Regions from separate parts of the Homo sapiens genome. Here all the other regions are linked to region 1. The links are chromatin loops, found by intact Hi-C in ENCODE. Cell type or tissue: mammary epithelial cell. All regions are shown on one strand. Links, peaks and the distances in the headings refer to the core of each region. The heading gives the core; the rest is flanking DNA.

Region 1 (7,706 bases), core at 2,358-6,357:
ACATAGTAAAGTTACTAAAATATCACTGCATGTTGGATAAAGATACAGCTTTTGTTTAAAGGTAAAGAATGAATTGTAAGGGCTTTTGACCATTGATATGGAGGTACCATCGGTATTCAGATGGCCAGGAAAGACAGGTAAAGTTATTTCACCAACCCATTGGAGGGCAAAACTAAAACATCAGCTGAGGCTCGCTGAGAATTGCTGACTTGAAACGAGATAGGAGAGCTCATACAAGTCTAAATTCCCAAACCCTGTAAAAAGTAATAACCTTTTCTGAGAACTTGGCATTTTCAGGGCTGCGTTTGCCTGTTTTGCATTGCTATAAAGGAATACCTTACACTGGGTAATTTATAAATAAAAGAGGTTTATTTGGCTCATGGTTCTGCAGGCTGCATAAGCGTGGCATCAGTATCTGCTCAGCTTCCGGGGAGTTCTCAGGAAGCTTCCAGTCAAGGCAGAAGGCAAAGGAGGAGCAGGCACATGACACAGTGAGAGCTGAAGCAGGAAAGAGGAAGAAAGAGGAAGGAGGGAGGCCCCAGACTCTTTTAAACAACCAGATCTCACATGAACCAACAGAGTGAGAACTCACATTGCTGCAAGGACAGCAGGAAGCCATCATGAGGGATCCGCCCCAGGACCCAGACACTAAAGAAAAGTGTCATCAGGCTCCACTTCCAAATCTGGGGATCACATTTCAACATGAGATTTGGAGGAGACAAACATCCAAACTATATCGGGATCATTTTAAATGTATATATACTTCCCTTATTCATGAACTGACTCTAGAATTTAATGCTCTTGTAAACAGTATTTCTTCTATAAAACAGTACTTGTCATGATAAATGTAAATAATTGATTTATTAATATTAAATAAATATAAAGCACTTAAAATGATGCCAAGCACATGGTCATTGCTATAAGAAATTTAGTAATGATTATTGTTATCCCCATTTTACAAATTGAAGCATATAGATGCTGAATAATACAATCCATCCCAGTTATCTGTCTTAAAACTCTGGGATCTTATCCACTTTGCTCCATTTCAAAAGATACAGTAAATAAAAGTAGAGCGCCTGGTTGAAGTTGGCTGATCACTGGCCCCTCAACTGCCCCCTGATTCTGCAACTCCTGAGTGAACTCTGTGGCCCAATAGTATTCTATGGAGCACAGTTTGAAAATCCATAGAGCTTGATGATCCTTCTAGTTCCAAAATCCTATGATCACCAGTAAGATCTGGGCAAATCCAGTCCTATCCCCTACCCAGGTGGCTATTGGCAAGATGGCTGCTCTGACATAGGTATTCAGGTAGCCACCTTAAAATAAAATTTCTTTCTGTAAGCTACACAGGTTTAATCTATATCCTTAGAACAGATAAAGATAGCAATTGGTATTCCAAGCTGTCATCCCATCTAGACCAGGATCCGCTCTTTAGCCGCAGAAGCCAAAGAAATGTGGCAAATGTTCCATCACCCTCATCTCTACTGGGTCTTCCCTGGAAATTTCTGAGAAAGAAAGATGTGGTTAAAGAGGCTCAGCTGTGTAGATATCAGGGGCAAAGAAGAAAATGATGCAGTTTATCAATGCTTGTTAGACTTGGCCCTTGGAAAAGTATAGAACCTCCCAGTAGTTGGGAAGAAGTCCTTGCCATCTGCTCCCTTACATAGTTCTTTTACATTTTTTTCCTGTCAGCCAAAAGTTCCTTGACTTTAGCTCTCCAAGAAGGACTTAACCCTGTACCCAAAAGCCACTGTAGGAATTACCACTCTATTTGCCCATCTGGCAGCCCCTGAACCAAATCTGTTGACAGCTGGGACTATTGACTCATTATTTTGTAACTTTTATCACTGACCAATGGACACATGATCCTGCCATGTTGATAAAGGGAATGGGACAGGAGATTTCTCTAGGGGGGGGGCCACAGGGGGACACTCCTGGTTTGTCCCTGTGGCAGCATCCTGATGTTTAGAAGAATTATAGAAAGTTAATTTAGGAGGACTGACATGCCATTTTAATGCAGGCAAACTAATCTGTAAAAAGTCACCCACCCACATGTTAAGTACCTGAACTCCTGGCTGGATCTGGGTCTGGAGTTACACAAGACCACGTGGCCACAAAGAAGGAGCCCAAAGCCAAGTGGCATGAAGCCAAGGGAGAGTGAAAGGGCATCTGGGGGAAGGATGGAAGCAACTGAGCTGTCCCATTAACAATGCTATCCACGGGGCCTGGAAAGAGAAGTAAAAAAATTAGAAGTACAAGGTGCAGGATGGAAATCTCCAAACAGGTCTTGGAACAAAGGGGAGGAGGCAAGTCCTGGAAGGAGACCCTGAGCTGCTTAAGGGAACCTCAGGGGCCTTCTATAGAGAGGCTGCACCTCGCCTGAGGAGGGTGGCAGCAGCAGTTCAAGGTCACTGAGCTGGCGGAGACATGATGGGCCCAACAGAAAGGGAGATGGCCTGAGGAGAGGGGTGATTTGCTCAGAGCCTTCTTTGCAATGCATTCCTCCTGGTTTTTATTTCAGCATGAAAGCTTCCAGGGAAGCTGGGATGAAAACGTGCAATGGGTTTGCTACACACAGCTATTTGTATCTGTTCTGAGCATCAGGGAGTGGATAAAGAAGAAAGAATGAATACAAAGGGGTACCAAGGAAGAAATGGGGCCAGGGTCAAGCTATAATTTTCTGGCCTGAGTAGAATATCTGTGGCCTGGGGGTTCCAGAAAATGATTCACAAAACTAACACACTTTGACCATGCAGGTTATTGTCAACTCTTATTTAAGGCAAAATGTGGTTTCTTTTCCTCTAATGGTTTCTATCTCTTGAATTTTTATTCTCTTTCAAATCTAGTTGATATTCTTGAGAGAAATATTCTTGATATAAAACTATTTAAAGCAGTTATAGAAGGAAAAGGTTGGGGAAAGGTTGTCCTTCCGAATTGGGACAGCCTCTTACAACCTGGGCCCTCTGCAGGACACAGTGGTGGAGCTGCGAGCTTCACCAGGTGCTGACTTGGTCCTCGCCCAGTGCTATGACTTGTCGGCTCGGTTTCAGTTAGGAATGCTCCCAATGAATGTTTCAAAGACCCTGACTACAGTGGCTTAAGCAAATGGAAAAAAACGCCTTTCTTCTATAATGTGCACTCCCAGGTGAATGGGTGGATGTTCACAGGCTCAACTACATCAGCACCCAAGTCTTTCAAGTCTCTCTGTTTTGTTTTCCCCATTTTATGCTTTGAGCCACATGCCCTTACTCCAGGAGAAAGAGGGCAAGAGAAAAGGGCAGCTCCTAATATCCGGATATTAAAGGCTTTCTTAGAACCCCACAGCAGGCATCTGCTTACATCTCACTGGCCAGACTATGCCACATGCCTGAAGAGGGCAGAGGAACTGCGTGTGACTTGAGCCACTCAATGAAGTCAGCCTCAGAGCACAATAAATACCTGGGGAGAGTCAGGAAGAGAAAGAGCAAAAAAGGGAATCAGGAGAGGGAGGAGAAGAGGAGGAAAGGAAGAGAGAGAGAGAGAGGAAGGAAGGAAGGAAGGAAGGAAGGAAGGAAGGCAGGCAGGAAGGCAGGCAGGCAGGCAGGCAGGCAGGCAGGCAGGAAGGGAAGGAGGGAGGGAAGGAGGGAGGGAGGGAGGGGGAGGAGAAGAAGGAGGAGGAGGAGGAGAAGGAAGGAAGGAATGAGTTCAGTGTTTGAGGGCAGGAAGCATCCAGCACGGGAGAAAGGGAGGGAGGAGAAAGAAAGGTGGTGTCGGGGCAGGAAAGAAGGGAAGGGAAGGAGTCTGGGCTTTAATTAAAAAGAAATGAATTGAAGTTTCAGACCTATTGTTAACTAACCGTGGGGACTTGAGAAAGTTAAAGTCTTTGAGCCACATTCTTTTTCATTTATAAAGTGGAGATACTTATATTTAATCCACAGGTATTTTATGCAGATTAAATATTTAGAGTATGTAAACAAACGTTGTAAACTGTCCTGTAGGGCTAAGCATTTTAACAAAAACATTGATCCAATATGAAAGCGTGATTGGTGACAGTCACTTGGCACTTCAGGTTAATTTCCAGGAGAAATTTCAGTGTGGTTTGGGCTTGAAAAACCTCTGCCCCAAGATGTGACATACAAGTGAAATATACACTATACCCCTCTATGATAATTTCAGGTATTGATTTTACACAGGCAGAACTGAATTGCAGACATCTTAATGAGGATCATGGTGCAGAAGGGGCACTAGATGGCAGCAAAGTTCTATGTTGGGATTTCCCAGGGGTGCTAATCAAAGTATAGCAACTAAGTACTTTATAAAATAGGAGGACGGACGTGGTGGCTCACGCCTGTATTCCCAGCACTTTGAGAGGCCGAGGCGGGCAGATTTCGAGGTCAGGAGTTCAAGACAAGCCTGGCCAACATAGTGAAACGCCGTCTCTCCTAAAAATACAAAAATTAGCTGGGCATGGCAGCATGCGCCTGTAGTTCCAGCTATTTGGGAGGCTGAGGCAGGAGAATCGCTTGAACCCGAGAGGTGGAGGTTGCAGTGAGCTGAGATCGCACCACTGCACTCCAGCCTGGGCAACAGAGCAAGACTCCGTCTCTAAAATAAGTAAATAAAAATAAAATAAAATAGGTATGCCGCATCTATGTTATGCTTATTTCTCTTTGCAGACATCTCACACTCTTGTGTTTGTCTTCTCTGGAGGTGAAAGTCAGCCATCTCAGTAGAAACTTATATTTGAGGCTTAATTAGGGAAAATTAGGAGCTTAGGCATAAAACCTTAGCCAGTTACTGATACGTGGCAGTTTCATTACCTGGAAAATGGGAATCATAACAGTATTAATATCTATGTCTTGGAGACTTGTGACATTTAAATAAAATCATGTCTGTAAAGAACTTTGCGCAGTTTTGGGGGTAAAGCAGACAGGATGTTGGTAATTTCTGCTCACCTTTCTCTTCTTTGGGTCCTTTTGTTAAGAGAACACTGATGAGGCTTCTCTTCTAGGGACCTGGGTGTTGCGCATGGGTGAGGAAGAGACACTGGATGGCTCAGTGTGATTATGGCCTAGAGAAAGTGTGGAGGAGGATCATGAGCTGGAAAGTGCTGGAAGATGAGAGGTCTAGGGCCCCAAGGTGAGAGGCCAGCACCTAAGGACAGACCGAGAGAGAGAACCATCCCCATTCACTCAGATGGCTGGGAAAATTGAAGAACAAGGGTATCTTATAATTAATTTTCAGTTGTTTATTGTACTATTATATCACACTCTTCCTATCTCTGAAACTTAAACAGAGGTGTCTTGCACACCCACCAGCATCGCTAGTGCTTTTCATCCCACACTGCATGGGGCACAGAGAGGTGACGGCCATACGCATCAACGAGGGAGAGTTAATAGTAGAGGCAGGCAGTAGAGCAGATGGACTTTTCCAGGGGTCTGCAGAAATTCCAGGACTTAATATGGGGCTCATATAATCTTTACCTAATATGTTGTGGTGCATTTAAAATACATTAAACAGGCCAGGCATGGTGGCTCACACCTGTAATCCCAGCACTTCGGGAGGCCAAGGTGGTTGGATCTCTTGGGGCCAGGAGTTCGAGACCAGCCTGGCCAACATGGTGAAACCCCATCTCTACTGAAAATACAAATATTAGCCAGGCGTGGTGGCTCACACCTGTAATCCCAGCACTTTGGGAGGCCAAGGTGGTTGGATCTCTTGGGGCCAGGAGTTCGAGACCAGCCTGGCCAACATGGTGAAACCCCATCTCTACTGAAAATACAAAAATTAGCCAGGTGTGGTGGCTCATACCTGTAATCCCAGCTACTCGAGAGGCTGAGGCAAGAGAATCACTTGAACCCAGGAGGCGGAGGTTGCAGTGAGCTGAGATCACGCCATTGCCCTCCAGCCTGGGCAACAGAGATAGGCTCTGTCTCAAAAAAATAATAAAAAAAATAAAAATAAGTAAACATATTTGGAAATGATTTCAAGCTTACTGAAAATTGAAGAATAAGATTAGTGCAGCTGTAATCCCAGCACTTTGGGACGCCAAGGCAGGCAGATCACCTGAGGTCAGGGCGGGGCTAGCCTGGCCAACATGGCAAAACCCTGTCTCTACTAAAAATACGAAAATTAGCCAGGCGAGGTGGAGCATGCCTGTAATTCCAGCTACTCAGGAGGCTGAGGCAGGAGAATCACTTTAACCCAGGAGGCGGAGGTTGCAGTGAGCCGAGATCACACCACTGCACTCAAGCCTAGGCGACAGAGTAAGACTGTGTCTCAAATAAATAAATAAATAAATAAATAAAATAGTGCAGAAAGACTTATATACCTTTTGCTCAGACTCCTGTCTTGTTAGAGTTGACCCATTTTGCTGTCATCTGCTCTATATGACTAAACACTTTCCATAGGTTTTTGCATTAAACATTTGAGAGCAAATTATATACATCCTGAATCTTTACTTTTAAATACTTATGCGTGCATTTCCTATGAATAGTAATATTCATTTAGCAGTAACAGTATATTTATCAACATTGGTAAATTTAACATTGATGCAGTAACTTTAGTCTGCCATCCACATTCCAAGTCTGACACGTGGCTCACTGATGTCCTGAATAACCCTTTTTCTTTTCTAGAAGAGAATCTGGGCTAGGCTCAGTTATTTATTTGCTATTTATATCCTTTTATCCTTATTTTTTCTAGAACACCTCTACATCGTTCTTTGTTTTTTAATGCCATTGAATAACAACTTGAATAATACTTTTTAAAAGGATTTGAATAATACTGCTCACCTTGTTTAAAAAAGTATAATGTTCCCCATTTTGAGTTTATCTGACACTTTCTTGTAAACATGTTCAGATTGTGCATTTTCACCCCACATACCTCATAGACGATATTGAGTACTTTTCAAAGTACCTGGAGACATATTAGATCAACTGTCCCTCACTGATGATATTAATTTTGATCACCTGCCTGAGGTGCTTGATTTCACCACTGTGGAATCACTGCTTTTTTCCCCTCTTGCAACAATAAGCAATCTGTAAGGAGATATTTAAAATCACGAGGATGTCTTGCTCTTCTTTAAAACATCCCCCAAATCTAGCACCCATTGTCTGTTCATTTCTGACCCAGTCTTTATCATAAAGTTTGCACATAATGGTTTTCTGTCCTCAGCTTTCCCTCCATATTTACTAGGCAGCACCCAGCATTCTACTGCAATCAAGAGTCCTCCTGCTACCCTTTATTTATCTATTTATTAGCTGTATGGACTTAGACATTCCTAGGTTTTCAAAGGTTTATCGTTAACTACTGAATTTAATAATTATGATGCTCAAAATGTCTCAGATTTGGCCAATGGGATTCCTTCTGGGCTGGCTCTTGTGTCTCTGCGACATGCCCCCATTATGTTTTTAAGCACTTCCTTAACTTCCGGCACAACACGATATTCCTGGCACATCTTGTTCCTACTTTCTCTGCCATCACCCCGAGGATTCTTGTTTCCTTTTCATACAGAGACAGATTTGAACACTAAGCACCCTCATTGCTCCTAGGCTGTCTCTCCTTCTCGGCCCTCTCAATGGACAGTGTTGGGAATAATTGCATATGCACCTGCACATGCAGGGACAGTGCTACAGAAGTGTCTACACACATACACGCCATGTGCATTCCTACACACACACTTCTGTATGCACACGGGAGCAGGCACACATACATACACAGGGTTTAGA
Region 2 (7,706 bases), core at 1,190-5,189, 420 kb after region 1:
TCTAATGTAGATGATGGGCTGATGGGTGCAGCAAACCACCATGGCACCTGTATACCTATGTAACAAACCTGCACGTTCTGCACATGTATCACAGAACTTGAAGTATATATATATATATATATATAAAACACCATAATATGCTAAAAGAGAAATCAGGGCACCAGTAGGACCTCCCCCACCCACCTTGCAGAATTTCACTTTCCTCACAGTGCTTCGCACGGATGCAAATGACTCGTGGGAGTCTGAGGGTACCGGGGTCCATATATACATTCAATATTAGTACATAGAAAAGTAGTTCCCATTTTTAGATTGAAAGTACCTATGAATAGAAGCTCTAATGGTTTCTTCCCTTATCTCGTGTTCTATTCTGCGCAATTCCTGGAGCGGGCAGTCCCCGCCTTGGAGACTCCTGCCTTACAGGAAGGGGTCACATATTCCTGAATTGGACCCCACTCAGATGCAGAAGGCTAAGAGTTTGGATGAGAAAAGCGGGCCAGTGAACAGGAGAGCCGGTGGGTGGGGTGGATGGAAGGAGGTGCCCACTCTGGAGGGCAAGAGAAAGGCACGAAAGCATGGGGCCACATGAGCGCGGCGTTCTGGGCCATCCCCGGTGGACTCCTGCCTAGGGGAGGGGTGCGTCGGCGGCGGCAGCCCAGTTTTCTGGATTTCTTTATTTCTGAGTCCAGGTCTTTCAGAAGCCTCTCTCCTAAATGCTCAAATACCAGAGTAAATGAAAACACTCTGCGGCACAATGATCCCTTAAGGTTTGTTTTCCAAGATGGAAAAGAAAGGCATTTCAGCCTTTTCACGGATAAAAATAACTTGCTGTTGATTTTGAAATCCCTTTCATTTGTCTCCCACAGACCAGCCCCATACAATGGTACTTTGTGCAAGAGCTCTCTGCATGGGCCGGCCGGGCCCCCTTCCCTCCGCCTGCCAACGGGAGGAGACGCGAGGCGCTGGGAGCTCCAGAGTGGGCGAGGACTTCGGGCAGACCCGGCGTTGCTGTTGGACATCATTCAGAAGTCCCCGCTCAGCGGGGGCAGCCCGAAGAGCAAAACAAACAGAGCGAGGAGTAGTGGAAAATGCTGAGTCCTGGAGCTGGCCGGAACGGCCTTCGCCTTTCCACGCCCAAAGCCAGCCGCTCTGCCCACCTGCAGCTGCAATAGCAAGCAGGGCCGCAGCAGGCAGGGAGGCCTTGGCACCAGAGCCCGTCCAGGGCTGGGAAGGCGGGGAACAGACACTCCTCTCTCTTCAGACAGGCCCTCCAGAGTCCTCACCCTGAAGGCTGAGGTCTTTTTCTTGTTCCAGGAGTCCAGTGAAAAAATAGTTCTCAAAAACGGAGAAAAAGACTTTCTTGAACTGCAGTTTCAGATTTACTAATAGAGTCCATTTACATAGCACTTACTAAATGTCAAGCACCAACACAGATGAATTGGCAATCACCATGTCAGTCCTGCAAGGTTGGTACTTTTATCCCCATTTCACAGATGAAAAAAGCCAGGCACAGAGAAGTCAAATAACTTAACCCAAGTTCACAATGCTCAACAATGGCAGGGCCAGGATTTACCACCTGGTTTAAAATTTAAAACGTAGGATTTAAAACCTACTTTACAGTCTTAAAGGTGACTGCCTTTTCTCTTCAGCTTATTAGATTTCCTCTCTAGGAATACAAGATGTGCAACACAAAGAGAGGAAACTCAAGATGGAGAGTAAAGGGAATGAATGAGAGACAGGAGAATCACCAAGGACTAGAATAATACAAAAGATTTATTTAAAAAGCAGGTGGCCATCGGCCCAGGAGAAGGAGTGTGAGACCAAGGTACAGAAGTGGCAAGAAATGCTGAGCTGGGGCTGGAAGGTATGACAGTACTAGTCAGACAGGCACCTGTTCTGTCCAAAACAGGATTCCAGAAGTAATGTGAAGAGGTCACTTGGCAAAGGGGGCTCACACAGCTCTAGGGGGAAACTGAGGATCAGCAGCTGGAGCAGAGAAATAGAGAAATGAACACCTTCTTTCTTTCCAATTACAGCCGCAGTGGAGGCAGATGCCCAGGGCTCCTAGGAGAGACAGATCGCGATTAGAAGAGAGGGCCTATGGCTGTCATGCAGGGAGGTCTGTCCATTCCTCTAAGCCAAGAGCTCTTGTCCCCAGAGGAAAGAGGAGAAGGAAGAAAGGAACAAACAAATGAACAGAGGAAGGAATGAAGAGAGAGAGAGAGAAGGAGGGAGGAAGGGCTGGAAGGAAGAAAGGAAGGGGCTGTTTTTTTTCTTGTGTTTGGAAGAACAAGCTGCCAACCCTCATTAAATGCATAGGATTGGCTTTAGAGTTACTACACCTAAATTCTAATTCTGTCTCTGTCACCGGTTAGTAATGTGATCTCATGGAAATCACTGAAACTCCCTTAACCTGAAACCCCATGTCTATACAATGAGGACACTGGAATTCACCTCTAAGGTTCTCTCTGGATCTAAAATCTACACTCTGATGATACTGAGACCAAGGACAGGGACTTTGATTGTTGCCTTTTCATGCCACCCAAGGTCTACATCCTAGCACAGTGCCCACCACCCATCCACACCGACCAGACACCCAGGGCTAGTGATTCTGTGTTCTCAACACCTCTCTGATGTGCCATAGCTGCTTCTCTTGCATGCAACTCTTCTGAGCATGAAACAGTTTTCCAACTGGTCTCCCTGCCTCCACCCTTGTCTGGCTCTGATTCATGTTCTGCTCCACAGTCAGAATGATTTTCCTAAGCACAGGTCGGATCATGTGACTTAGCCTGCTGGAAGAGCCTCAGGACTCCACGTCACTCTTCACACAGCCCACAGGGCCCTGGATCATCTCCACACATTCTTGCTGTCCTCTCCTCACACCCACACTCTTTTGCACTCTGTGCTCTAGATCCATAAAACTACTTCCAGTTTCTCCATCAGTGTACACACTTTCTCACCTCTCAGCCTCTGGACATGCATTCCCCACCACTGGAACCTCTTTCCCTCCCCACTTAACTAACTGCTACTCACCTGCAGGCCACACATTCCTTCAGGTTAGGTTCCTCCTATGTGTCAAATCATATTGTTACTTCACTGGATGGTGTTCCCCTTTATTTGTCTATAAATTGTAATTTACTGGAAGTAGACGGAAGGAAAAAAAAGTGTGTTTACCTTCTTCCTTATGGTTTCCCTTGTACTGAACCCAATGCCAACCACACGGCAGGTGCTCAAGGGATGTTTGTTATCTGAATAAATTTGCTTGGTGGCGTCACTATGTAGGGCACCTTCTAGATATAACATCCTATAGTTCTGTAAAGTGAGATGTCAGTGACTCTGCATTTTCAGTTTCTAAAAACTGAGAGAGATAAGGCCTTCCACCACCCAGTGATCCAACTTTCTTAGTCTCCTGTTCCCAGCCTAAGCACCATTATTTAGCAGATTCTTGTGTCCATCAGAACTAATAGAAATGATTATCATGATCAATACTGAATCAACTGAAATCGGCTTTAAATCAGGATGCATTCCCTAGAAATCGGATGAAATTTAGTACAGTGTGGGACTAGAGACAGGGCTAAGGGTATCTGGGAAGAGAGAGATCTGCATTCTAGTACCAGTTCTGTCATTAATGAGGTGACATTGGGCAAGTCCTCTGGCCTCTCTAAACCTTGAATTCATGAATGCCTAATTGAAGAGGTTGCACCAGATAATCTTTAAGGTCTCTTTTGACTCTAAAATGTAGAATTTTAGAATTCTGGCATTTGCTCTTCTTCTCATCATCCTCTAGGCCATTACTGGGTTTAATGAGGAGACTGTATAAAGTATCGTACGACCAACAGGAACTGCTCTGAGTAATTATGCCAGGACAAGGGATGGACTCTGAGACTATTCCAGGTACACCAGAATGTGTGCTCACTCTTATTTTAATTGTCTTTCTTGACTGGGCTTCAGGTTTGGGGCTGTTACTTGTAGTTGCAGAGAGAAGGCTATTTGGAATTTATGATCAGGGCTCTGATCTGAGATTTCACAGAGGCCACACTCATGGGTTCCTAGAGCAGCTAACACATGCCACCATCATGCACATGGCACACCTGGTCCCTTCCTGCTCTAAATGGGAAATCTGTGCCCAGAGTTAGCACCGCCTTCCATCCATACCCTGCTGAGTTCATACACTCACCTCAGCCCACCCGTGTTCCATGATTAGCCAGTGAAGCAAATAAATCCGCTTGGGCTCTCGTGCACAGCTCTGTGCTATCATGATGAAAACGTGGCCATGGAGAAAACAGATATTTGAATGAAATATCTGTTACCCCTAAACACTGGTCACACTAGTCATTGTTTTCACCGTCATTCTTACCTTGCCTCAAATATGGATAAGCCTCTCACATTACAGGTGCACTGGCTGCACTGTATTTGCAAACTTCCTTATTCCCATGGAAGGCAGAACAAATGGAACAAAGTTGGTCTACCTGAGAAGTAGATTGGCAGAGGGAGTCCCCCAGTTCAATCACACTTGGAGTTTTGAACTTGCCTTCCCCTGAGATCTGTAAGAACAATGACTATTTCTGATGAACACAACACAGTTCCAAAACCATCTGGAAGCTCCCAGTCCCATCTCTTCTTCTAAAGTTAGGAATATCCTTGTTTCACAGAGGCAATCCCAGACCAAACCCAGTACTCATCATTAGCTTTTCAGGTTTGCAAAGACAGTTGCCACTTCTTTGAGTATACCTGTACATGTGCTATTTCTAGGTACATTTGGGGGACAGCCTTTGACAAGGTACAAGGAGAGTCACAGCTTAAATTACAGGTTTGCCTATAAAAAGGTTAAAAAGAGCCTGTTACTGCCCAGGGCCAGTGGCTCAGGCTGACCATGTGGAGTGGAGAGAGAGAAGGTAGTGACTCTATCTTGACCCTCACTAATTCCCACAAGAGGCTGCTGAAAACATCCTTGTGCCGCTAAATTGTATCACATGGAATGACCAGGGCTGACCTGACATCAAAGCTCTGTAGAAATGCTGTCGTCCAGAGAGCACGAGAGTCTGAGTGGCAGGGCAGAGAGATTAGAGATAGGACTGTAAACTCAAACGGGCTTTGGGGATTTTGCAGCCTGCCACAAGCCTGGCCTTTGTTGATTCCCTAGGTTGCTGTGGGCAGATGATCATCGCCATCATTACTTTGGATGTCAGGACATTGAGATACACCAGGCAATCTGATGCAACTGGCTTTCCCAGGGCAGAAGCATTTGCCAGGAAAGTGGAAACAGGGAAAGGGACTGGAACATTGAGTAAATCAGGAAATAGCACTGACCAAGGGACAGAGAGGCCAGAGCCACTTTACCCCCTCATTTGGGGTTCTAAATTCTTATCAAATTTTTTTTCCTCAAGTTCAAACCTTGTGGCATTTTCACCAATTGATCAACAACTGCCTTTATCAGACTCCTTGAATCTCTGCCTCACTGCAAAAAGTGCCAGGGGAATGCTTTTCTCTTCTATTATTTAGGTGAGGATTCTCACGGCATGGAGGGATCTCACAGAGTAGTGAGATGCCAGCAGCATGCCGAGCCAATATGCCCATAAATGCAAGGGCCAGGTCCTTAATCCAGCCATGAGGATGGTCAAGGATCCCTGTATACAAGCCAGAGAAGGGACTTTGTACAACTAGAACTGAGTCGCAAACCATCTTCCAGAGCAGCCCCTGGGGAAAAGCAGAGGCCAAACAGCAGTATGGAAGTGAAAAGGCTCACGTACTGAAAGAAGACTTTGTCCTTGTCCCATATTTGATGTGTGAAACGTACCCCTTAGTAACCAGGCCTGTGGCTCCCAGAGCTGGTGAGCCATCAGCCAGCATCATCAAAAGAGACTTTTCAGCGTTCTATGCCAGCAATACGGCATCATGGAAAGAACAGGGCTTAGAAGTCAGATGGTTCTCTGATGAACCTGATGACCTCTTGTACTCTCTTCCACCGTAGGCTCTAGAATAAAATGAGCTTCATGCCAAGTAAACATGGAATGTGGATAGATATCTACACAGGGGTCACAAAATTAAATTCTACAGGGACAAGGCAGGAATGTCAATGTGTGGGCCTGACCTATGAGAGTTAAAATAGGGGACTGATATGCACCTAAAGGAGGCAGCTTCAGTTCAGTGCCCATGGTGGTTGCTATGAAGGAATATGCTAGAATCCAAAGACATCCCATTAACCTACTACGGTACATTCTTCTTTTGGGTTGCGTGGGGCAAGGGGTTCCTACACTGTGAAGGCAAAAGTGCACATCTCTATGGCATGGAACCAGCCTGAGTGTGACCTCTAGTTCACATTGTTTGCCTCATTGTACCCAAAGCACAAATCACAATCCTTTTCCTTTTTAGGTTTAAATAGTTACATTTCATTCATACACCTCTGCCGATCCATTTGTTTTTCTTTTCTTTTTGTCTTGGGTGCTGCAGCTTGCTCCAAAGTTATAGCAGTCGAGTCAGAGTAGACTTGGTTAATTTTCTTATCCCATCACCTTCTGAAAGCTGTTCAAATCTACAGAGTGTGACCATCACCTCCTCTTTCCCTTGTGTCTCCTTCTATCCTCACCTTACCCGATCCTCCCAAATTCTGCAACTGCTTTTGAAGATACTGTCTCCTCTACAGACCCCCATCACTGCAGCTTCAACTGTGGTCTCAGCAGTATTGTTAAGAGGAATCACCAAAGCCCGGTTGCCTGAGGGCTCCTCATCTGAACTCTGGCTCCTAGTGGGAGAAGCGTAAGCCTAAGCTGAATTATTCAAGTACGTCTTGTATCTTTGACCCTGGTGAGCACTGAGTCGGGTACTTGGAGGGATAACTGCAACTTGGCACTGAAGAAAAGCTCTCTGGTTGAATCCTTGACTGAAGCAGAAACCTATTCTCTGTGTGCTGTTTATTCGGGAGAAGAGTTCAAATGTGGCCTCAGGTTGGCTCAGGAGTTGTGGCTTTTCCCAGGTTTGCAGCTGAAAACTAAAAACAAAATATAAGGACCTGAAGCCATTTTTCCCAAAGTCTCCCAGTGAGTGGTGGTGGCTTGACCAGGATTGAGGGGCTGAAGCCTTCTTCGCGGCCAGTCCTGCTCCCTGACCACCAGACCACACAGTCCGTGCTTAACATGTACTCAGCAAACCTCAAGCTCCAGGCCTGAAGAAACAGATTTTCCAAAAACAGAGCTCTCTTTGTGAACAATTCAGCAAAAATTCTCTTTCCAGCTGTGAGCTGGGATTCATGTTGCAAATGTTGGTGTTAATTAAAAACATCCACCTTCTACAGTTTCAGCAACAAGGAAAAAGCACCATGCATGAGGTGTTCCTAAGCACTCCCCTCCAAAGCACTTATAAACATGATTTTATTTATGGCATGTGTTGCTAGGGGTTCTGACAGATATTATTATTCCCAATCTTCAGCCCCAGTGAAAGAGTTGGGGCCAAGGAGATGGATGTGAAGGGCCCAAATTGCCATAGAGCAAAATTAGTATCAGTGGTGGACACAAGAATACTGTTCATTTCCCACAGGATCCACTAAAGATGTTCAACTTTCTGTATTCATATCAGGAACGGTACGTAGCTGAAATCAAATGTTTATCTGTTGAGTCATTAAACGTTTCCTTCACATGGCTCTTAGTCCTTCGGACATGAAGAAGTGAGGTCTGACAAGGCCAGGGACATTCCACAAAGGATGACACAATATA
Region 3 (7,706 bases), core at 1,190-5,189, 260 kb after region 1:
CATATTGACTATTAGGATCATAATAGTGAGGCGCAGAGTTGGTAAGCAAAACTCACATGCATTCATGCTTTTGGAATTCACCTTAATATCAGGCCTCCTGCCTTCTGATCACAATAAGGCCACAGCAATTTCTCACCCTTCATTGTGATCTGTTGTCCCTCAGTGAATCCCTGATTTCCCATTTTCCTGCCCACTTCTGGTCCTGAGGTGGCCTTGTCAGTGCTTCTCTCTTTCAAACGCTGGAATCCTCATGTGCTTGGCTGTTCTTCTTACTTCTAGTGCTAGCTTCTGCCTCCTGTTTTCTCTTTTCCCACTCCCCAGCATCCAAGAGTAGCTCAAGAAATTCATAGCATGGTGCTGATTTGATCCATAATAAGCACATGTTATCTAAGGACCTTCTTCGTTACGCTTTGTCAGCTCTTGTTACTAACAAATGAACTATCTTCAGACCTTCCTCTCACGGTTATCCAGAAAGAGGATATTTATGGTTCTGGCCTCAATTGTCTTACTATCAATTCATTCATTGACACCTGGCTGTTTTGTTTTACAAAAGCCCTTGACTATTTTGGGTTCCTCTAACCTTGGAGTTCTGGCTAAGTCTTGCCTGATAATTTTCTCTAATGTTCTGGTTTGAGTCCACTTTCCTTCCTTTTTCTCCCCTTGATATTGTGCTCACCCTGATGGCTTCAATTACTTTCATTAGAACAATTCCAAAATCTATATGTGTCACTCGGACTCTCATCCTTAATCTCAATACTATGCTTACAACTCTTCATTATTTTATTAGGAATGTTCCTCAGATATCTTAAATTTATCAGGCTTCACTCCAGACTTACAGTCCTTATTTCAAAGCTACCTCTCATTTTTCCTATTTTTTTGTCATTGTTAATGATTCTCTCAAATTCTTGTTCAAGTAAGTACAAAACTTGGGAGTCATCATTTACATCACTTTTTTTTTTCTTTCAGCCTCCTGATCCATCATGTTTTCAGGTAAGCCTGGAACATACAGGCTGTAAAATGCCAATCTTAGAATAATATCAGACTTGTATATAATGGTTACTGGTCTGTAATGCAATGACAAAAATAAGACAGTCCAGTGGGTTAAGCACAAAACTAAAAACTTATTAACCTAGAGGACTGCCCTTTGTAGCGAGATTATGTCTTGTCTGCCTTTTCATGTGTTAACACCGTCTCATTTTCATAAAGCAGAATTGATGGTAGTGTTCATTTGTTTTAATGTCCTCATGGGACAAAATTACACAGGGTTATTTTTTAAAATAATCAGTTAAATCTAAAACTCAGGTGAACTCTGCTGTAAATTTCTATTCGCAGTTTCTCTCATTAATCCTTTCTTTCCATTCCCACTGCCATCACCCAGCTCAGGCTTTTATTGCCATTTTTCTTGATAATTACACAACCTCTTAACCAATTTCTTGGTTTCCATGGCTTTGCTCTTTTCCAATATCCTGCAAACAGATCACTATCAAAAGAAACTTATAAAACCATAACTTTGGTCATATTACTGTCTTTCACAACATCCACTGCCACCAGCACCGGGGCCACCACCACCAGTGGCTATCTCTTGCCTGCTATGATCCGAGATTCAGCTAAATGCAAGAGCTGGCACTGAGAGCTCTCCATGGTCCCTGCACTTTGTTCATGCTGACATAGTTACTCCCTTGCTCACTACCTTGTGTTAGTGTCTTCATAACATTATCACTATCAGGAATACTCATGTATTTGTTGCTGTGTACCATCCGTCCCTGTTGTACACATATACCAGAATACAAGTTACTTGACGATAGGAATTTATCATTGTTCGCTATTGATCCCCAAGGCCTACGCCACAGTTTAGGTGTGCTATAATTGTTGAAAATATAAACAGAAAAAAAGAAAGAATAAAATCTCTCTCATTCCCAGTACCTCTCCTTAAGTCAGTGGTTTTAAACCAGGAATAATTTTGCCCTCAGGGTAACATAGTATATAGGTCTTCCTTTCTACTGCAGCAAAGGAAAACAGACCAATGCTTCGGGGAAATTAGCACCGACATGTTCTTGGTGACAATCCACTTTAGAGGACAAAAAGTATCATGTACTACTCATGTGCCACAGGGAAACCAGCATTCTAGTCTCCCCATCAGTGGTTGCTGAAAGTTGGATAAGCTGTGGGCAGAAACATACAAAAATGGTGAACGTGAATACAGAGAAAAGGGCTGTCAGAGACGAGGCTGTTACTCTGGAAAACCAACCGCTCCTTCCGCAAAAGAACTCATAATGAATCAAGTGTCGGTTTAGCTGAACTCTTTGTGAATGGAATGCTTTCTGTTGAATGAATGCAGTTCTGTCATGTGCAAAGCCTGACTCAAAATGAGCTGAGATATGAGCATGATTTAACTGATTGATGACTTCAAGCGTTTTCCCTCTGGTCACCCACAGTCGTTTTGGTTTTAGTCTGCAGCTCAGTAACACCCAGGTTGTAGGAGAAATCCAGTCATTTATGATATGACTAGATCATTGTCCATTGACTATTTTCCACACTGATAAGCTCTGCTAATCAGAGGACTAACGTCTTCAGGCCAGTGACAATCTTTTCATTTACAGTTTTCTTCCAATCAGAGAAATGGGGCTGGATTGTAGAATCCTGGAATTGAGAAGGAAGGTCTACAAAAAGTCATTGCATTTTGTTCTGTTGTCATTTTGTGATTGTACCAAATTCACTAAGAAATATAATGATTAGAAATATGATTACAACTTTCAAAGAGAGACACACTTTGATGCCTCTTAGGTGTTTCTGGTCTCTCAAGTCTTACAATCAGAAGGCTTTATGTTGTTTTGTTCTGTTTTCTTGCCAACATTAGACTCACAAGTCCCTCTTCTAATTTGTTCTTCCTTATCCCATCCACTTATTTAGGAAAGTGATACATAGTACAAAATTACATGTAGGTCTTCTGTAGGGAATAAGTTTTATATAATCAAAGATATCCAGCAGTTTTACTATAACATCTCTTTTTCAAAATAGAATTTTATTCATCAACCCTTGCAGGGATAAGACAATGATGCAGAGAGTTTGTCCTATTAGTCTTAACACATGTTTGTACCTGTAAACTTAGGATTAAATCTGTCCTTACTTGGCATCAAACTAGAAGCCTAAATGTCAAGTAAAATTGAGTTATCTCAAATATCCCGGCCATTATAGAATATGGTTATTAGTCTGGGTCAAGGCAGTGTCATGTCTTCTAAAATCATGCCGCTAGAGGGAGTAAAACCCAGCAGTCTGCAAACCATCCCAGGCCAAAAGAGCAACGTTGTCTGTTTCACCTTTCTCTTTAAACAAATGATCCTCAGCTTGGTTGCCCCAGAAAAACACCAGCATCTGGTGAGTGGTGTTTATTCTGAGGTTACTCTTTCTAAAAATAGTTTTCTGAAAACTCGCCCTGGTCGGCTGGGAAGCACACAGGCGGAGTGGCGAGCCAGTGAATGGGAGGCTCTCCTGCAGCGGGGGCACCTTAGAGGCTGGTTGTGTGGGCCAAGAATGCACTCGAAGAGCAGGAACAGAGTTTGCAAGGGGGGCTGCCGGTGTCCACGGGAACCGTGGCAGGCCAGACACACCCATCCCTGGAGAAGCAGAAGGTCGGCTAGGAGCTATGAACATCCTTGCTGAGCCCCAGAAGTGAGGAGCAACAGGGGAGGAAGGAGGCTCCTATCTTGAAGCTGTTGGGCACCTACGCAAGTGGCACAGGGAGGGGCAGGGTGTTGGCTCCGAGTGAGAGATTTGCTTAAGCCAGATGGTGGCCGATGAAGGAGGCCCAGGCAACCCCTTCTGGTCTTCCAGACAGCACCACAGGTTTGTGTGGGTTGGAGGGGTGCTATCTGTCTGTCCATCCACAAGCACATGCCAGAAAGAAGAGGATGGAGGAGGTGAAGATTTTGGGGGGTTCTCATCATTTTCCCTTTCCAAGTTTCATCCTTATCCATGCTTCTAATCACATGGAGACCATTACCACTGGGGGAGTCATTTCCATTTTTCTTTAGATTCCATTCTAAAATCCCCTAAAGACCTAAAGTAAAGAACGTCAGCAGTGGCATTTCTATTCCTCTAAAGGGTATTTTAGACAATAATTTTGGATAGCCCCACACTGCATGAAGCAGGGAACTGCATGCCCTTCCTGCTCGGGAGCCCAGCCCTGCCTCCAGCAGCTCCAGCTTCCTTTCCTCTCTGTCATGGTGCTGCCTTCTGATGAGCAAGAAGTTAGTCCCGACTGGCCCTCGGCAAGCTGGGGCTTCTAAGAGAAGAAGGGCTGGGCTGCCCCCTGCAAATCCTGGATAATGCCACTCAGGGAACGGGAGAAGCTGATGCGCAAAATATGCCATACCCCGCTGCTTTCCTCTCACTCAGACCCCAAGTCAGGTCGGAAGCAGCTCTTCCAGACCTCCCCCAAGGCAAGTTGCTAGAGGATAAGGCTTTTATGTGTTTCCTGATAAATGTGTGGGAGAATCCAGCCTCCCTGGATACTGGAGAAGTCTCCTATCTGGAATTGCAGTGTTACTGCTGATCCAGCCTCCCTGGATATTGGAGAAGTCCCCTATCTGGAACTGCAGTGTTACTGCTGATCCAGCCTCCCTGGATATTGGAGAAGTCCCCTATCTGGAATTGCAGTGTTACTGCTGAAACATGTAGTTTCTGAGCCTTTGTGTTAAGGCAGAGAAAAATAGCAAACTTGGTATTAAGAGAATTCTGAGTTCTCATGCTTGCTCTATTCACAGCAAACTCTGATTTCAGACAATTCATTGCACTTCTCCAGGCCTCAGTTTCTTTGTCTATAAAATAAGAATGTTAGACAAGACTTTCTGTGATGGCTTTTCTGGTTCAAAATGTCCATGATTTCTGTCTGGTGAATGTACATGGGGTTTTATTGTTGTTCGTTTTTTGTTTTTTCTTTAACTATGTCTAGCCTACTACCCCACCTAAAAGTCAACAGAGAGAGCTCTGGGGTAAAGTGCATGCCAACCTCAGAGTGCATAGCCATACTGTGTAGGAGGAAGCAAATTTAGAAGGAAACAGGCTTCATTTATTCTGCCTGATATGGTTATCTCTCTGAGGCTTGTGCCCATGCAAGCGAGATGAGAGTGCGGAGGAAGGCGGGGGGACACGCTGTCAAATGTCAAATGTTTAGCAAAGACTTTGAACTCTGACAATTGAGTCTTCCGGTAACTTGTGTCTCTACTTTTGCAAAAATGGAAGACGGGGGAAAGAAAAAAGAGAGAAGGAGAGATAGGCAGAGAGAGAACAGAAAATGATTAAATATGACACCATGGTCATGTAGGTTTCATGCAAAAATTAGGCAAATAATATCTAAATTACTTGCAAGTAATTTCAGCCTCTTTTCTTTGGCTGTCTTTCAGAAAATCCCTGATAATAGCTCTGAACTAACACTGAATTCCAGGTCATCATGATACTCTTCCCAGCACATAGACATGGGGCCACCGCGCTTGTCCATGTGCTGAAAAGAGGCACAAATGTCCGAACCTACTGAGAATCATGCCAGTGTAGGATGAGAACATTCCTAAAGCCTCAGCCCTCGAGGGCTACATATTTGTTTAAGGAAAATAAGGCATGTGCATACACTAATGAACAATAAAATGGAACAGTGCAAGGTATGATTCGGGGCAATATTTTATAAAGGTCAAGTACACATAGGTGGGAAACACATCTAGGAACTCTCATGAGCAGGGTGGGAATTAAATGTTAAGGTGGGTGTGAGTTTATATATAATACAGAGGGGGTGTATTTTGAAGAAGAAATCATGAAAAAAATCACATTTAGCTGTCAGCCACCTCCTCATCTGCATGTTTTGCCAATCAAGGACATAAAATCTATCATTCTGTGCTTCAAGTCTCCACATAGTAACTAGAAGACACAGAAAATTCTTATTCATTTTGAATTCTGATAATTTAGTGCAGGAAATGGGTGATGGCAAACTGATTATGTATGAAGAGCCCTCATTTTGCTGGTGAAGCCTGGGTATGCCCAGCTACTAATAACAAGTGGTCAGGCAACCATGACAGCCTCCCTATGTGAATATAATGCTAAATGTATCTAAGCGAATTTAGGACCACCTGTTCTGATTTATTTTTTAATCCTTCAAATACAACATGGAGTTAGATGGCTTCTCCATCAAGACTTCAATCTCAAAGGGCAATACTGTGCGGCAAAAGAAGAGCTGGCTCCTGGAGGACTTCTGGGGCCCCAGGCATGGATCAATGTTTGCATCAGAAAAGAAAGCCTGTCAGCAATGGAGGTGCTGGAGGATTTCTGGAAGGGGGGGGCCTCATTCAAGACCACCAAGGGACTGCTGACTGTTCTCGTTCATGACGCCTCTCTTCAAGGAAATTGACCCTCCCAGAGTGCAAGACGGAGAAAAAGGTTCTTAAGAACTTCCCCTGGAAATCACCACTGAATGGATGCCAGGCAATTCTAGAATCTCCACTCTTTGGTTTTTTGGGCCCTTGGATGGATGAGAAGTGATGTGCAGATCTGATGGGAAAAATGGCAGAGACCACAGCTTCTCTCCTAAACCCTCATTCATTGCCCATCGGACAATTCTCCTGTTTCCGATCCTGTAAGGTCACAAGGATTTCTCATTTCAGGTAGACCAGAAAAGAAGCCACTGATGGAATGCTGCAAGAAGGGGTTTACCATGCGGTGTGATTTCTGGGACCCCTTCTTCCCTGTTGAAAATATTTCACAGGCCCCCAGGACCTCCCCCAAAAGACAAGGGCAGAAACCAAAGAAAATGCACTGTTCCAATTTTGTCCAGGCTGCCTGTGGAATGAGAAACCCATGAGAAAGTTATTGAGACTTCAGTTTTCTATTCCTCTCCTTATCCGGCCTCATTACCTCCCCAACCCCTGAGAGAAAAAATAAATAATTCACAAACAAAGGACGAGGGTGTGGTGGATTGAGAGCAGGTTTGCTTGGTGACAGGAGGACTCTGTAGAGGGGGTCTGTTGGGAGGTGAGCAGGAGGGAGTGGCTGCTCCAGAGCCCACAGTTCTGTCCAGAAAGGTGGAAGTAACACAGGCATCATGAAGGCTTCTGGAGGCAGGGGCTGAGCCCTCTCACCGCAAGGACCACAGAAGCCAGGGCTGGACTCCTGGCCCGGGAAGCTCCAGTCCCATGGACTCTATCCCACTCCTTTGTCTCTTTCTCCCTCCTGTGCCTGCCCCGCCTGCCCCTTGCTCTGTCTTCATCCTGGGAAGCCAGCTGCAGCATGTAGGAGAGAAGGGCTCTGTCACGGCTGTCTCTAGTGTGTTATTGTTAGTGTTACATTACAAATCCCGTTTCCATGCCAGGGTCCCTCGGGGGTCATAACCAGGAGAGGCCATGACCCTGTCAATAAACAGAACCCCAATCCTTAATGTAACCGTTTTGCATTCACTGAGCCGGCTCCATGGGTTTGTATACCAGATTCCGCTCCTAGGCAGGATCACTTCAGAGAGGCTCCCGTGGAAGTCAAGGTAGAGGGCACGTGGAGGTAGACCAGATGCTGCTCCTGCTGGCAAGAGGAAGTCAGGCATAGGTTTGGCTTGTGCTCCTCCAGAGCCCCCAGCTTTTCAGACCAAGGTGCTTTAGGGGTTCAACCATCACTCTGAAGTCTCTCTTGCTGCTCCCTTGCTGAAGTCTCTTTTCCCTTAGAAGACCCTCAGC

Evidence for each region. A loop is a pair of places that touch in the nucleus more often than their neighbours do. Peaks named below come from ENCODE experiments on the same cell type or tissue, not always from the same donor. Only the 100,000 strongest peaks of a DNase experiment are listed, where the experiment ranks them.
Region 2: a loop joins it to region 1, with 6 times the contacts of the local background. A loop is called at or near these places in 8 of 110 quality-filtered maps.
Region 3: it touches region 1 in a loop (11-fold over the local background); 23 of 110 quality-filtered maps call a loop at or near these places.

Annotation. Positions count from the first base shown.
Region 1 is chr11:128,027,504-128,035,209 of GRCh38, forward strand. No RefSeq gene overlaps it. Among named protein-coding and RNA genes, the nearest start is that of LINC02725, 64 kb to the right of the region's middle. In mammary epithelial cell, for the core only: a CTCF peak has its summit at 4,226 (motif pointing right); a DNase peak (open chromatin) is centred at 4,238.
Region 2 is chr11:128,450,857-128,458,562 of GRCh38, forward strand. It overlaps LOC124902789 (a long non-coding RNA gene), which reads left to right. Exons shown (of 2, transcript XR_007062948.1): 2 at 864-3,274. Among named protein-coding and RNA genes, the nearest start is that of MIR6090, 68 kb to the right of the region's middle. RefSeq lists an enhancer at 1,266-1,445. In mammary epithelial cell, for the core only: no CTCF peak of the experiment used is centred there; a DNase peak (open chromatin) is centred at 2,775; H3K27ac peaks cover 2,055 bases.
Region 3 is chr11:128,286,950-128,294,655 of GRCh38, forward strand. LOC124902786 (a long non-coding RNA gene) reads left to right here and starts at 3,340. Exons shown (of 2, transcript XR_007062945.1): 1 at 3,340-3,375; 2 at 6,163-7,706. RefSeq lists an enhancer at 3,295-3,714. In mammary epithelial cell, for the core only: a CTCF peak has its summit at 3,248; no DNase peak of the experiment used is centred there.